Regions from separate parts of the Homo sapiens genome. Here all the other regions are linked to region 2. The links are chromatin contacts, found by Hi-C or POLR2A ChIA-PET in ENCODE. All regions are on one chromosome and are shown on one strand. Each heading gives the region's core, a stretch centred on a gene start or an enhancer-like site at or near the end of the contact. The rest is flanking DNA. Distances are from core to core; before and after follow the strand shown.

What was found. A loop is a pair of places that touch in the nucleus more often than their neighbours do. ChIA-PET counts read pairs that join two places held with the same protein, here RNA polymerase II (POLR2A). Pooled maps may share reads with other maps.
Region 1: a pooled map shows a loop between it and region 2 (3-fold over the local background). The contact joins the enhancer-like site here to the promoter of COG2 in region 2. A Hi-C loop is called at or near these places in 1 of 168 maps with a recorded cell type or tissue (dorsolateral prefrontal cortex) and 3 of 50 pooled maps. POLR2A ChIA-PET finds 5 or more read pairs at or near these places in 3 of 52 experiments (BJ, H1 and activated T-cell).
Region 3: a map of ascending aorta shows a loop between it and region 2 (2.5-fold over the local background). The contact joins the enhancer-like site here to the promoter of COG2 in region 2. A Hi-C loop is called at or near these places in 13 of 168 maps with a recorded cell type or tissue (HepG2, IMR-90, K562 and 10 more), 7 of 37 single-sample maps with no recorded cell type and 22 of 50 pooled maps.

The regions. Positions count from the first base shown.
Region 1 is chr1:230,349,182-230,353,596 of GRCh38, reverse strand. PGBD5 (piggyBac transposable element derived 5) reads left to right here. Exons shown (of 7, transcript NM_001258311.2): 3 at 2,505-2,639. Among named protein-coding and RNA genes, the nearest start is that of PGBD5, 75 kb to the left of the region's middle. Within about 2 kb of position 2,857, at least 4 of the 41 ENCODE cell types and tissues checked have a DNase peak (open chromatin) inside an H3K27ac peak, as active enhancers do; they include dorsolateral prefrontal cortex, where a contact is called at or near this core.
Region 2 is chr1:230,640,568-230,645,025 of GRCh38, reverse strand. It overlaps COG2 (component of oligomeric golgi complex 2), which reads right to left and starts at 2,545. Exons shown (of 18, transcript NM_007357.3): 1 at 2,348-2,545. The coding sequence starts at 2,419. LOC124904545 (a long non-coding RNA gene) reads left to right here and starts at 4,329. Exons shown (of 2, transcript XR_007066935.1): 1 at 4,329-4,458. RefSeq lists silencers at 879-998, 2,612-2,751 and an enhancer at 2,302-2,521.
Region 3 is chr1:230,908,424-230,912,749 of GRCh38, reverse strand. It overlaps TTC13 (tetratricopeptide repeat domain 13), which reads left to right. Exons shown (of 23, transcript NM_024525.5): 19 at 1-127; 20 at 1,201-1,280; 21 at 3,730-3,808; 22 at 3,959-4,038. Among named protein-coding and RNA genes, the nearest start is that of C1orf198, 42 kb to the right of the region's middle. Within about 2 kb of position 2,414, at least 7 of the 41 ENCODE cell types and tissues checked have a DNase peak (open chromatin) inside an H3K27ac peak, as active enhancers do; they include ascending aorta and dorsolateral prefrontal cortex, where a contact is called at or near this core.

The DNA.
Region 1 (4,415 bases), core at 1,608-4,107, 290 kb after region 2:
CACAGCACACTCACCTCACACACTCAGCTCACTCGCACCCTCCAGCCTGCAATCTTGGGAGCCGTTTTATTCCAGCAGCTGTGACCCTTTGGTACGAGTTTGGTCTTAGAGTCTTCAGAGGATTCCCAGAATGTAGCAATGACCAAAGCAGCTGGGGTGTGTGTGTGTGTTTCTACACAAATACAAAATGGGGAGATACTGCATCTCCTCAAAACTGGAGCCAGATTAATTAGAGAAATATTTTCGGGGAGGGATTGTGCAAATCAATAAATGGATGTTTTGTCTTTCCCCTACCATACCTACCACCCTCCACACCTCAAAACGAGCTCATCAAGCACAGGAGGAGGCTCAGGAGATACAGTCATGTAACAGAGAAATGCTGACCCATGTGTAGCCTGGAGGAGAAGCAAGTGGTTTTTCTGGCAGGCAAAGTTTTTGGAGCTTTGGGGAGCATGCTGTTCCGTGCTGCATTTAGTAATGACATATTCATAATTCATTTAATGATGATAGAAAAGGAAAAAGATCATTGAGGGTCAGAAATTCTTGCTGGCCCTTTTGCTTTGATAAGGCATGTGATTAAATATAAATTTGCAACTGATCATATGTTCAATGCAAGTGGAATAGAGGTGCACTTTCTTTCTGAAGAGAATGAGAGAGGGCAATTTTCATTTGCTGTGGCCTCAGAGGACAGAGTAGGATGCACGTCTTCGGCAAGGATCATTGGGCAGGGAAAGGACAGGCAGAGGGCTTTTTTATGCCATCTTTTCCCTTCTCCATCCCCTCCCATTCTCCCACTGTGTGGGGGACTTGTTCATTGCACTTGAATAGTTCCAAATGGGGCTTTGAATGTTTTATGAGCTACAAAGAGCCAGCGAGTGCAAGAAGCCAGGCGTGAGGGCCAGGGGAGACGTTGCAGCTAGGCCAGCCTCCCAGCCTTCCCCTTCACAAGACAGGGGAGACCACATGTGATGTCCCCATGTGTCCATTAGTAGAAAAACTGAGGAGGCAGATATGCACTGCTAAGACTGAACAGTGCAGGGCTGTCACTTTTCGAAAATTGAATGCACGGTAACCTTGCATTCAATTTGCATTCAACCTCAGCCCACCTTCCATTCCTAGAAGAATGGAAGGCAGCTGTCCACATCACACATGGTAAGTATCATCCTCCCTTCTGTCCTTGGAAGACCTTTTTCTGCCATCACCTGGGAGCTTGTTGGGAATGCACAGTCTCAGACCCGGCCTCACAGAATCACAATCCACATTTTAGCAGGATCCTCAGGTGACTGATTTGTTCAAACTTTTTCTGTAAATAGCCAGATGGTAAGTATTTAGACTTTGTATCGGTGTGGTCACTGTTGCGTGTTGTCAGTTCTGATATTGTAGCCCCAAAGCAACCACAGACAATATTTAAATGAGTGAGCATGGCAGTGTTCCAATAAAACTTTATTTACAAAAACAGACGTGGGCCAGACTAGGCAGTAATTTGCTGACCCCGATCTAGGGCATCGTGTAGAGTTCTGGGAATCATTGCCTGCACTCTTCATTTCAGTTCCCTACAGATGCACAATCTAATTCATAATTAAGCTTGAGATAGGATCAGGGAGGGAAGTGTAGCACGTTCCTGAAGTTTATCCTAAAGCCTCCCGAAAGAGCTTTACCTTGAAGAAGCAGATCTGTGGCCACTCCTTGGAGCCTATTTTTATTATGCCATCTCTTTTTTCTTTATTGTCTTATCATTGGGAAAAGTCATATAATCATGTTATCAAAAAGTTGAAATAGATGAAATTAGTTTCAAAATTGCCTTGGGAATCTTGTCAGAAAGGTCATGACAACCTAGAGGAGAACCAGAGGCTGTGTGTTGCAACAGGCCAACAGGGAACTGGGTCATTTGATGAATGATTTATAAAAAGAGGAGGTTCAGCCTGGAAGAAGGAGGTCGTGGGCTGACACGAGGGCTGTCTTGAAAATCCAAAAAAAATAGCATTTTTTTTCTTTGTTTCTCACTGGACAGAAGTCACATCCCTAGGTTTCAGTTAAATATAGGTAAATTGTGGATCAGTGAAAGACTTTTTTAGCAGTTGGAACTTTCCATGAGTGGAAGGGGCTTCCATGAAAAGAAGTGGGTGCCCATCACCAGGCATGTCCAGCCAGAGGACACAGGACCCATGCCAGAGATCCCTCAACCAAGTGAGAGTTGGGACAAGGGACCTTAGGCCAATAATAACAATAATAATAAATTCCATTGATGAAATATCTACTGTGTATCAGGGCCGGTGCTATTTTGCATGTTGAATCCTTTCTTACTGCATCCTTTCTGGAAACAGTAGTATAGATAATGATACCACCCTCCTATAGATAAGAAGGGTCAGGATCAGAGAGGTAAAGTAACTTAGTTAAGGTCACAGAGCTGCTCAAATGCAGAGGCTGAATTTGAGCTCCAATCTGATGAGCCCTCAAGCTCATGCTGCCTTCCGTGAGAGCCTCTGCTTTTTCCCTCCTGGCAGGTGCTACATGAACCCCTGATCGATGAGGATCCTGTATTCATTGCCACGTGCACAGAGCGGGAGCTGCGAAAGAGGAAAAAGCGGAAATTCAGCCTCTGGGTCAGACAATGTTCTTCCACTGGCTTCATCATCCAGGTGAGCCCTGGGCTGAGCCCGGGGAGGGTCGGTGAAGAGGGTCGGGGAAGAAAATCCGGGCGACTTGGGCTCATCTGATACCCAAGAACTTGTTCACATACCCTTTTCACTGTGGGTCCAAGTCCACCCAGATGCTCCTGCGGAGGCCAGGGCTGGGCTGCTCCCTCCTCACCGAGGCAGCGGGTAGCCAGCCCTGGAGAGGCTGCTGCCACCCCTGGCCCCGTTCCCTGCACATTCTTCCTCCAGACTCAAGCCCATCTGGGTAAATGACTCATCAAGGCTCAGGCCGTAGCAATGTTGGCTGGAAGTGTCACCCAAACAGTGGGTCATACGAGGTTTCTACCATCTCCCTGGAGGCTGTCCCTCAAGACTTTTGGACTTGTGGCTTTGAAACTTAAGGCTGTCCCAGAAGGCCTCCCCACTCCCACCAGGTATCTGCCCAACCTTCCTGTTTCCAGGATGCCTTCTTCACAGACCTCCACCAACAGCCTGCTGGTGAAATTATGAATAACCTTCAGCAGGAGCACGTGCCCGAGTCATAGGACCTTGGAGCCAGCATGGCCAACATGGGTGCATGTTTCACAAGAGGTGCCTGAGCTCTGCTTTTTGTGATGATACTCCCAGGAAAAGCATCTGAGGTTGAGCTGCCAGGAGCAGTAGGGTACACAAAGGGAGATGGTGGGGACAGATACACACCAGAATGTGGCTCCTAAGTGACGTCTCCCTGCCTAGTCTAGTTTTTCATGCGTGCTGCGCAGCGACACCTTCTCTCATCAGACAGGCAGGCCAGCCCTGTGGTGACTGCTGACCGCACGCTCACTTGCTGCCCTCGCTTGACCGCATCTCCAGGCCCCAAGGCACAGGGTTTTTGCACTTCCATCTTTCCCTGAACTACAGCAGGATTCGTAGGAAGATTCTGCCGAACATCTCCTCCCCACATCCACTCCAGAACCACAGTGGGGAAAGTGCGCTTGCTCCGGGAAAATGTCTTCCCTCCAAAGCACCATCTCGGCTCCTTCTGCAGGTCTGAGGGACCTTCAGGTTGAGTTGGGGTCAGGATCTCCAGCCAGACTCTGGGGCTCTGCTTGTGCATAGGCATTGTTTGGGGTCTTGCCAGACTGGACCTATCCCAGAGCAGAATTCCCTCACTCCTGGAGGTGCAGCCTCAGCTCCTTGTCCCCTCACATTCTCCAGAGTCCTCTGCCATCTCTATAGTGCCTTTTGTGATGATACTCCCATAGGTACAGGTGCGTCGGGTTCATTTTATGTAAACTTTCCCAAGGGACATTCATTTATTCTTTCAGTAAATATTTATTGAGCACCTGCTACCTGCACACAATTGTGCCAGGCATTGGGATATGCAAACGTGGTCCTGCCATCCTTGAGATCTGCCTAGGTAGCTTTTTTTTTTTTTTTTTTTTTTGAGACGGGGTCTGACTCTGTCACCCAGGCTGAAGTAAAGCAGCATGATCATAGTTTACTTCACCCTCAACTTCCCAGGCTCAAGTGATCTGGTCACCTCAGCCTCTCAAGTAGCTGGGATCATGGACATGTGACACCATTCCTGGCTAATTTATTTTTATTTTCATTTTGGTAGAGATGGAGTCTCACTGTGTTGCCCAGGCTGATCTTGAACTCCTGGGCTCAAGTGATCATCCCGCCTCGGCCTCCCAAAATGCTGAGATTACAGTCAAGAGCCACCATACCGGCCCTGTGTAGCTTTGGAATAAATGTTTACATGCGGATCCTGTGTGCATCTGGCACCACTCCCTTCTC
Region 2 (4,458 bases), core at 1,296-3,795:
AGCTGACGAAGTCAACAGTATCATGCCATTACCACCTTTGACCCCTCAAGTGATTCGTTCATCTGCCACTCCTGCTTTTTGATCATTTACGTAATATTTTCCACAAACTATCCCCTCCTGTATTTCTCAGATCTCATAAAAACCACTGAAATAACTTTTTAAGTAGCCTCCCGCCACCAGTCAGTTCCAACTGCAACATACATGATCATGTCATTTCCTGCTTTTAACCTGACTGTAACTCCACAATGAATACTAAATCAAGTGCAAATCCGTCAGTACAGTATACAAGGCCCATTGAAACCTGCACACAGCAGGTGATCATGGAATGCCCACTGACTGAACAATTGCTACCACTGCACTAGCATGCCCTCATGATCTATGGCAACCTAAACACAGTTTCCCATCAACACCAGAAGAGACGTAATACCAGAAGAGAGGTAATAACAGAAGAGAGTGGATTTCAAGCAACTTTAAATCTGGATTTTCAAGCAATCTCAAATCTCCCAATGCAAATGTCATATCCCAACTTTCTCACACGTACAAAACCTATCCAATTACAAAATGTGCTGAATGAGACACAAACATAGAAATATAGCCTGGACAAGTGTTCCAACCATCCTTTCTGCCATGGAAGTGCAACTTATATGTAGTTTTATATGTTTAAGGCAACACAAATTGCAAATAACCTTTATCTTCAAGCTCCACCTAAAAAATCAACAAAATTTTACACAGAACAGCTGTTCTATGTATTTTCTTCTATGTATGTTGTCACTTTTATAAGCACTACAAAATGTACCGCATATTCACAGAGCCACGAAATATGCAATTGCTGGCATTCCAGCCACCACCCCAGTTTGCACTCTAAGTTCTATTTTAGAACTTGTATTTCTGTGATTTCACTTCCTGAAGCTGCATTTACCAAAGGCATTCTGTCAACTCAGAGTGGGAAAGGTGGTGGGGCTAGTGAGTCAGAGAAGATGCTGGTGTTGAGCCTTAAGAAGTCAAGAGATGGACAAACTGAGATTATTCTGTACTCTGAGATTCTTGACGTCAACAAGGCCCCTGATCTCCGTGTATGGCCTTTCCTCTTCCAGGGCACCTCTCCCCAGCATGTACCCTTAGCTGTTTCTTTCTACCCTCATTTCAGGGTAGCTCTTAGCCAGTAGGCAAAACGAAGGGTTTCTGGATCAATGAGTTGATTCTGTACATTCTTTGAGACATCCTAATGAAGTTACACCTTTTAGTACAGTGGTCTAATAGGAATATCACTTACAAGAATAAGGTACATTATTCCTGGGTATAGATAAGTCCTACATACGAAAAATGATATGGTCACACTGGAGAAGATACAGATCTACTTTAAAAAAAAACAGCTTTGGAGATGTAATCTGAATGCAAATATTATCAAAAAGAGATAGGCTAATTAATCTAGAAAACATTATGTCACCAAGAAAGGCAGAGTAAGATTTCAACTCACTTGCTCAAAATTGTAGATGTCTACTAACCAGCTAAAACTTTTCGCTTTTTAACACTGAAAGCAGCTACTAAAAGGTGTCAAAAATCCTAGTCCTCAGGAAATTAAATAGAAACATTTTTTGAATGGCTTAAGTGCAGACCCAGAGGGATACACCAAGTAGGAGCAAAGCTCCTCCCAGCTCTCACTCAAAGCCTGGCCATTTTCAAGGCTGTGCCTGATGAACTTTATCATCAGTGAAGTGTTTTCAGTTTATATTTCTTTTCTCTAAGTTTATGACCTACAACTACCAACTTCTTCAAATGCATCACGTAAAAAGTAGAGCAACTTCTTTAAAGAGTAATGGTTTGCTTTGTCGTACTGCAATAGTCGGTAAGAATGTTCTAAGCTTCTAAATATCCCATTCTGGAAGCTTTAGCTGAATGTTAAGCAAAACTTCAGATTAAGTTCTTTTTCTTTCCGACCCGAGTCCCTAGGAAAGTACGTGGGCTTGGAGATTTATTCAACACACACTTAATGAGCTCCAAGGCCCCGGTCCACAAGCTTCTTTCCGACAAGGGGACTGGCAATCTGACTGCACTGCATGGTAACAGGAACGGGTAACAGTGGCTTTGACATGCAGCTCAAAACCACTTGCCCAGAACTTTCAGGCCTTTCCATGTAACACGCACGATTTTACAGAAGTGCTTTCTCCAGGCTGCACCCGCCAAACCTGACGCCAAAAGACTCATTGCGAAGTGCAGCGAGGTCTCGGCGGAGGACCTGACACTGAGCGTGCGCAGGCAGGAGCAGCCGACCGAAGAGACCGCCACAGAGGGCACAGGGCAGAGGCACCCTCATGGCCCGGCTCCGGGGAGCGGACGCCGCGCGCACCTTCATGAACTCGTCCTTGTCGAAGCAGAGCGTGTCCGGCCCCTTGGGCAGGTTCATCCTACTTTTCTCCATCCCGCCGGCCACCGCCTCTCAGTGCCAAGATCCAAGCGAGAAAACGCAGGAGGCTGCGCAGACCGACTCGGCGGCCGCGGCCACCGCCAGTTTCCACGGCACAGGGGGGTCCGCTTCCGCCAACATGGCAGCGCCCGCGCCGCGGCCAATGAACGACGGCACCGCAAGCCGGCCTGCGCCTGGCTCTGGCCAAGAGGGGCGCGGGGGCCGCCGCTGCTGCACGGGTAGGCCGTGCTGCCCTCATGTGGCGGAGGGCGGTACTGCAGCCTCGCGCGGGCTCCTGCAAGGCTGCCCACCTCCCTAGGAGGCGTGGCTGAGCTGCAGGGGTGGGTCAAAAGGGGTGAGCGGGTCTCCCTCCCACCCCCACCGTTTCTACTGGGAAAAATTGTCCTACAACGCTTTTCCAGTGCCTTCTACCCTGAGACTGCTCTGCTTCGTTATGCATGGCCAGAAGTTGGCCCTTTGGTTCTCAGGCCCGTTTTCCAGGTTGGACGTATCACCGTGGTCGCATTCTTCACCTCCCTGTGCGCGGTCACTGCCGCTGGTGGGCGCTAACGCCTCTATGGAGACCCCCGCCCTTAGCCTCTGTCCCCACAGAGAAGTGTAGCGTCTCCTCCACTGGGCTCCGTTACTGGGAACTCATAGGGAAGAAGGTGGTCAGCTAGGCGGCTTTGGGTCCTCTGAGTAGCTCCCTGCTCAACCTCGGTCTCCGTTCCAGGTGGGCAGCCTCTGAGCGCAACTTTGGGTCTTCAAGGTGCTTAAAGGAGTGCCTCGCTATCTGATTAAACACAGCAGACAAATACATGTGCATGCACATTTATTTTTAATTTCAACCAGGAATGGACAAATTTTTGTGTTGTGGCCAGTACTGGTGCAACCAAACCAATTTCTTAGACTGTCTTCCTCCTCCTCCCCCCACCCACCCCAATTTTATTCTGAGACGTTCTTCCTTTATCTCCTCCCTTGCTTTTTTCTCCTCTTGTCCCTTCCGCTAGCTGTAAATACCGTGGTCAAATGATGATGATTCATTTTTCTTCTTTTCTCCTTGACATTCGGATGATTCAAACCACAAACCTCACTTCACACTCTTCATTCTGCAAACCTTTCCTTCCCGCTTCTGTTGAGGAATCTAGGCCTCTCTTCCCAATTTTTCTCCTTGGAGATAAGATTAACGCCATGATGGCCTGTAAAAAGGAATGGGACAGCAGAGGGTAAGACCTCACCATGAGACTTTGTATTTCAAGTATCTCAACTAGAAAACTGGTCACTTAAAAAAAAATGTAGGCGTAGAATCCAAAACGCTCTACTCCCTAGCACTGGACCTAGCAGGCCCTGTTGAAGAGCCTATTTCCTGCCAGTATCTACAGAACAGATGAACAGGATAAGAGCCGGAAGCTAGCTGGAGGATCAAAATATTCTGCCAGAGGAGCGATTGGGAAAAGTACATCCTAAGTCCCTGTTATGTTTGTTTTGCTGGAGGAAATGAAAACCTCATTTTCTGTTTAATTTTTTGTTTTCTCTTGTTATGAAAATTTTCAAGTACACAGAAGTGTGGAGAGCACAAGAACCCCACCCTATGTACTTAGCACCTCGCTTCAACCATCATCAACCTGTCTCCTCTGCCCTTCCCCACCCACCGCATCGAGACCTTCTTTTTTTGTTGTTTTATATATATATATATATACATATATATATATATTTTTTTGAGACGGAGTTTCACTGTTGTTACACATGCTGGAGTGCAATGGCATGATCTCTGCTTACCGCAACCTCCACCTCCCAGGTTCAAGCGATTCTCCTGCCTCAGCCTCCCGAGTAGCTGGGATTACAGGCATGTGCCACCATGCCTGGCTAATTTTGTACTTTTAGTAGAGATGGTGTTTCTCCCTGTTGGTCAGGCTGGTCTCGAACCCCTGACCTCAGATGATCCACCCGCCTCAGCCTCCCAAAGTGCTAGGTTTACAGGCATGAACCACTGAGTCCAGCCCTTTTATTGGAATATGTTTTAAAGCAAATTCTAAACACCATATCATTTCCTA
Region 3 (4,326 bases), core at 1,165-3,664, 270 kb before region 2:
TATATTATTTTCTGTGGAAACTCAAACCACGGAAGAAAGGACACAATTATATCATGCTGAAATAGATGCACTTTATAAAGATTTGACAGCAAAAGGAAAAGTATTGATTCTTTCATCAGAATTTGGGGTAGGTTTCTCTTTGTTTCCATTTTTCTGCTCTTCCTATGATTCTTTTGTAAATTTTTTGAACCTCTGCCCTTTCACTGAGATTGTACATCTTATGCTTGAAATTGGGTTGAATTGACCTAAAAATATTTCTTATTTCTTATAGGCAAAAATTCTTGTATTTAGTAACTACAGTAATGGGGAGGATAATAAATTAATAATTTAGTACTGCACTATGACATTATCATAAGTTTGGGCTTTGACAAGATATAAAAAAGCTGGTCCATAATGAAAATGACCTGGGCTTCACCTTTTTCTTCCATTTTCTTCCCTTCGTTGCGGTTGTTGCTTATAACCGTATATTTACAAGGAGCTTTTGAATGTAAACTGGATGATGCATTCTGATGAGTTAATGGCAAGGAAAGTATAATGAAGTTGTGTATACTTTGCACTTGGCGGCCCTTTCCTGGTCTGTGGCCTTCTTCTTTGGTTGTCTGCTTGGACTCGAGGTGGAGTCGTTACAGGCAGCAGGGTATGGTGGACATTCTCTCCCCACCACGCCCCTTCTCTGTGTTCTGCAGTGGACGGGTGCCCCTTACCCTTGAAAAGTCACCTTATTTCTCCAACATTTAATCACTGCATCCATATAATTAAACATCTAAGTTTATACACATAATTGAGCATCATCCAAATCTCAATGCGGAGTAGGGGAAGGGGCTTACCCAGATCTTTTGGGGTAAGGTACATGTTGTTTGAGAGAACATATTTGGTGTTAATAAATGCCTTTTAAAATTTTAGTCACAATATATATTTTGACATTTCAAATAACGTTAAAGGAGACTGAGATTTTTATGTTTATCCAAGAGTTGCAGTTTAAGAAACAGCTGGGAAAACATTGCTCTAAATTGAACTAAATTGGAAAAAAATGATACAAAAGGGTATAGAATATTCAAGAATTTGAAAAGTAGATTCTTATGGGGGAGGAAGAAAACAATCCTCTTCTTGATGTAGATTATTCTTGTGTGTTCTGTCACCTAATGAAAAATTAGTTTGTAATCTTTATAGTATTTATGAGTCTGTATCTTTTTTTTCTAGGAGGCTGATGCTGTCTGCAACTTAATCTTATCCTTAGTTTATTACTTTTATAATTTAATGCCACTCTCTCGAGGATCCAGGTAAGTAATATCCTGTCATTAAAATTATTTTAAATTGAGAAATGTGTTCTTTTTTGCTTATCCTTCCTGTTATGGATATAGGTACAGAGTACACAAAGAAATGGTAAGGAGCTCCCTATTTTTTTCCAAAATCTGCACAAAAAAATATTTCCTTAGTCTATCACATCAGCAAAAGAATTATAGAAGACAGTTCTAATATAGTGTGCTTACGTTTAATAGGATAGGGATTCATCCATTCAACACAAGTTCATGGAAAGTTTACTGTGTATCATGTGCCGTGCTCAGTGTGTTTTAATTTTTTGTATCTGCCAGCCTCTTACTGAACCTCTTCCTCCTCCTCTTCCTTTTCCATTTTGGGCTGTCAGGTGACCCATAATCCTCATGTTTTATACTTTTGGGCCAACAGTCACTCTGTACTATTTTTATTATTTTGGATAAATTCTTGCTACTTGTATATCAGGAGTTTTTTAGGTATCATTAAAACAAGAGCTATGACTGTAGAGTTTTCATTTCATTCTCCTTTTCCCAGCACTGTGTGCAGTAAATTATGTAAATGGCCTTTTGCCATTACTGGCACATAGTTGAACTTAAGATGTTTTGGCTAAAAATAATACACTTGAATGTCTTTATCTTTGATTAATGGCTTAGAAAGTAAAACTCCCCTAAGTGTGGTAGTAAATTTGGTTATAGAATTTAAGACTCATTGAAACAAAATAGAAACATAAATGTTGTCTTATCAGCATAATATTGCTAGTTGTGTCCACTGAATAAGGGATGTGAGGCCTGTGCACATCACCGCTTGTGGGCCCCACTGTACTCAACAGCCAGCATCCGTCCTTTGTCCTCACAGCAGCTCTGCTGGCTCACGTGTGACATTGAAGGACGTGCAGCTCTGATTGTCCTCAACTCTGCCTCATCCCTACATCTCTTCAATCCTAAATAGTCTGTTGATTCTGCCTCCCACACTTCTGTTTCTCTCTTCCCTGTACCCGCCACAGCTAGCTTTGCTCCTGCTCCTCTCTGTGCCCTGCGGCTCTCCAGCACCTTCTGAAAACCATGGGTTTAAGCCGAGCTTGGCAGCATACACAGTGCGCAGTGCTAGCCCTGCCCTGCCCTGGTTTGCCTTGGCTGCAGCACCGCTCTCTTCCGTGGCTCTTTTGCTTCCCCTTGGCTTTCCACGTGGGCTCTCTGCCACATCTCCCTGCCTTCTCTGCCCCTTTCATCTTCAGCCCTGGGACCCTGGAGGTTGCAGAGCACATGTCTTTAGCCTCTGAAGTCTTCCCTGCTGGAGAACCCCATGAATCACCTTGACTCACTTTTCTTGGTGTCCACCCATGGCACTTGTTAGCTTTCTCAGGTGCTCGTGCCATCCTTTCCACCTGCTAGGATGCATTATCTCATGGGTGAGAGCTGTCTTTATTTTGAGCCGATTTGTTTTGGGAAAAGCACAACACTGTGGTTACAATAGTGGGTCCCATGGCCTTTTGCCAGCCCCTTCCACCCAAAACCAGTCAGCTCCCTCTCTTCCCTCACCAAGAGCAGAAGCACAACGTCTTACAAATGCCTCCTACCCCAGACCTGCACACTCGCAGCTCTACACTCGTTCTGGAGTGACAGGGCAGCAGACCTTGCCCCACGAGCCTCCGAGCCAGCAGGCAAAGGTACCCCACAATCCCCTGGCCTCTAACAGCCACCTTGGAGCCCTGGCAGTTCACACACATGCCCAAATCTCCAAACCATCTGTCCGTTAGTACATTGTGAGAATGTATTCTGCATTTCTTCTTTGAAGGCCAGCATTTCTAATGCTTAAAAAGTAAGACTAACATATGTATTTGTATTTATGAACTTTATTGTATACATGCATTGCTGGAGTGCGGTGGAGCGATCTCGGCTCACTGCAACCTCTGCCTCCCGGGTTCAAGCAATTTTTCTGCCTCAGTCTCCCAAGTAGCTGGGACTACAGGCACATGCCACCACTCCTGGATAATTTTTTGTATTTTTGTTACAGATGGGGTTTTGCCATGTTGGTCAGGCTGGTCTCGAACTCCTGACCTCAAGTGATCCACCCACCTCGGCCTCCCAAAGTGCTGGGATTACAGGTGTGAGCCACCATGCCTGGCCTAATTTTTGTGTTTTTAGTAGAGACAGGGTTTCGCCATGTTGCTGTCAAACTCCTGACCTCAAGCGATCCGCCCACCTTGGCCTCCCAAAGTGCTGGGATTACAGGTGTGAGCCACCTCACCTGGCCAGTAAATATATTCTAATAGTAAATTAGTAACTATTCTTAAACAAATAGGCATATTTTCATGTTAAATGAAACATTCGGTGTTTTATTTGAAAGAATTTTTGAATAAATTTTATCTTTCATGATGGGAAGTCCATGGTGAAATTTAACATGGTAACTGTAGACCGTCCAGGATGGATTGACCTTTGTTCTTTATTTAAATAGTGTAATTGCTTACTCGGTCATCGTGGGAGCACTGATGGCAAGTGGAAAAGAAGTAGCAGGAAAAATTCCCAAAGGGAAGGTATGTTGGAGCGGGAAGGGAGAAATGCTTGGTTATGTATTAAGTCCCAATTTATGGATTTTTATTTTAAGGTACACGAGTTACATAGATCTCCAGCCGAGCCTGTGTCCTCCATGTTTAGTAACATTCCTAAATGTCTTTCTTTTTCAGTTAGTCGACTTTGAAGCTATGACAGCCCCTGGTTCAGAGGCCTTTAGCAAAGTCGCCAAAAGCTGGATGAACTTGAAAAGGTAACTACTTGAGGGGGGTCCACACAAGGGTATCATAACTGGAGGAGGAAAAGGAGTTTCCTGTTACTTTGGAGCGCTATGAAAACTGGAACTGTTATACTCATTTTTATAAGTTAATATGTAATACAATGAATTTAATTCACTTTTTCAAGGTTAAAATGTTTTGCTGTTGTATAAGATAACCTTTTAAGGGTGAATGTATGGATAAAAATGGACTATGAAGGCCAGGCACAGTAGCTCATACCTGTAATCCCAGCACTTTGGGAGGCTGAGGTGGAAGGATCATTT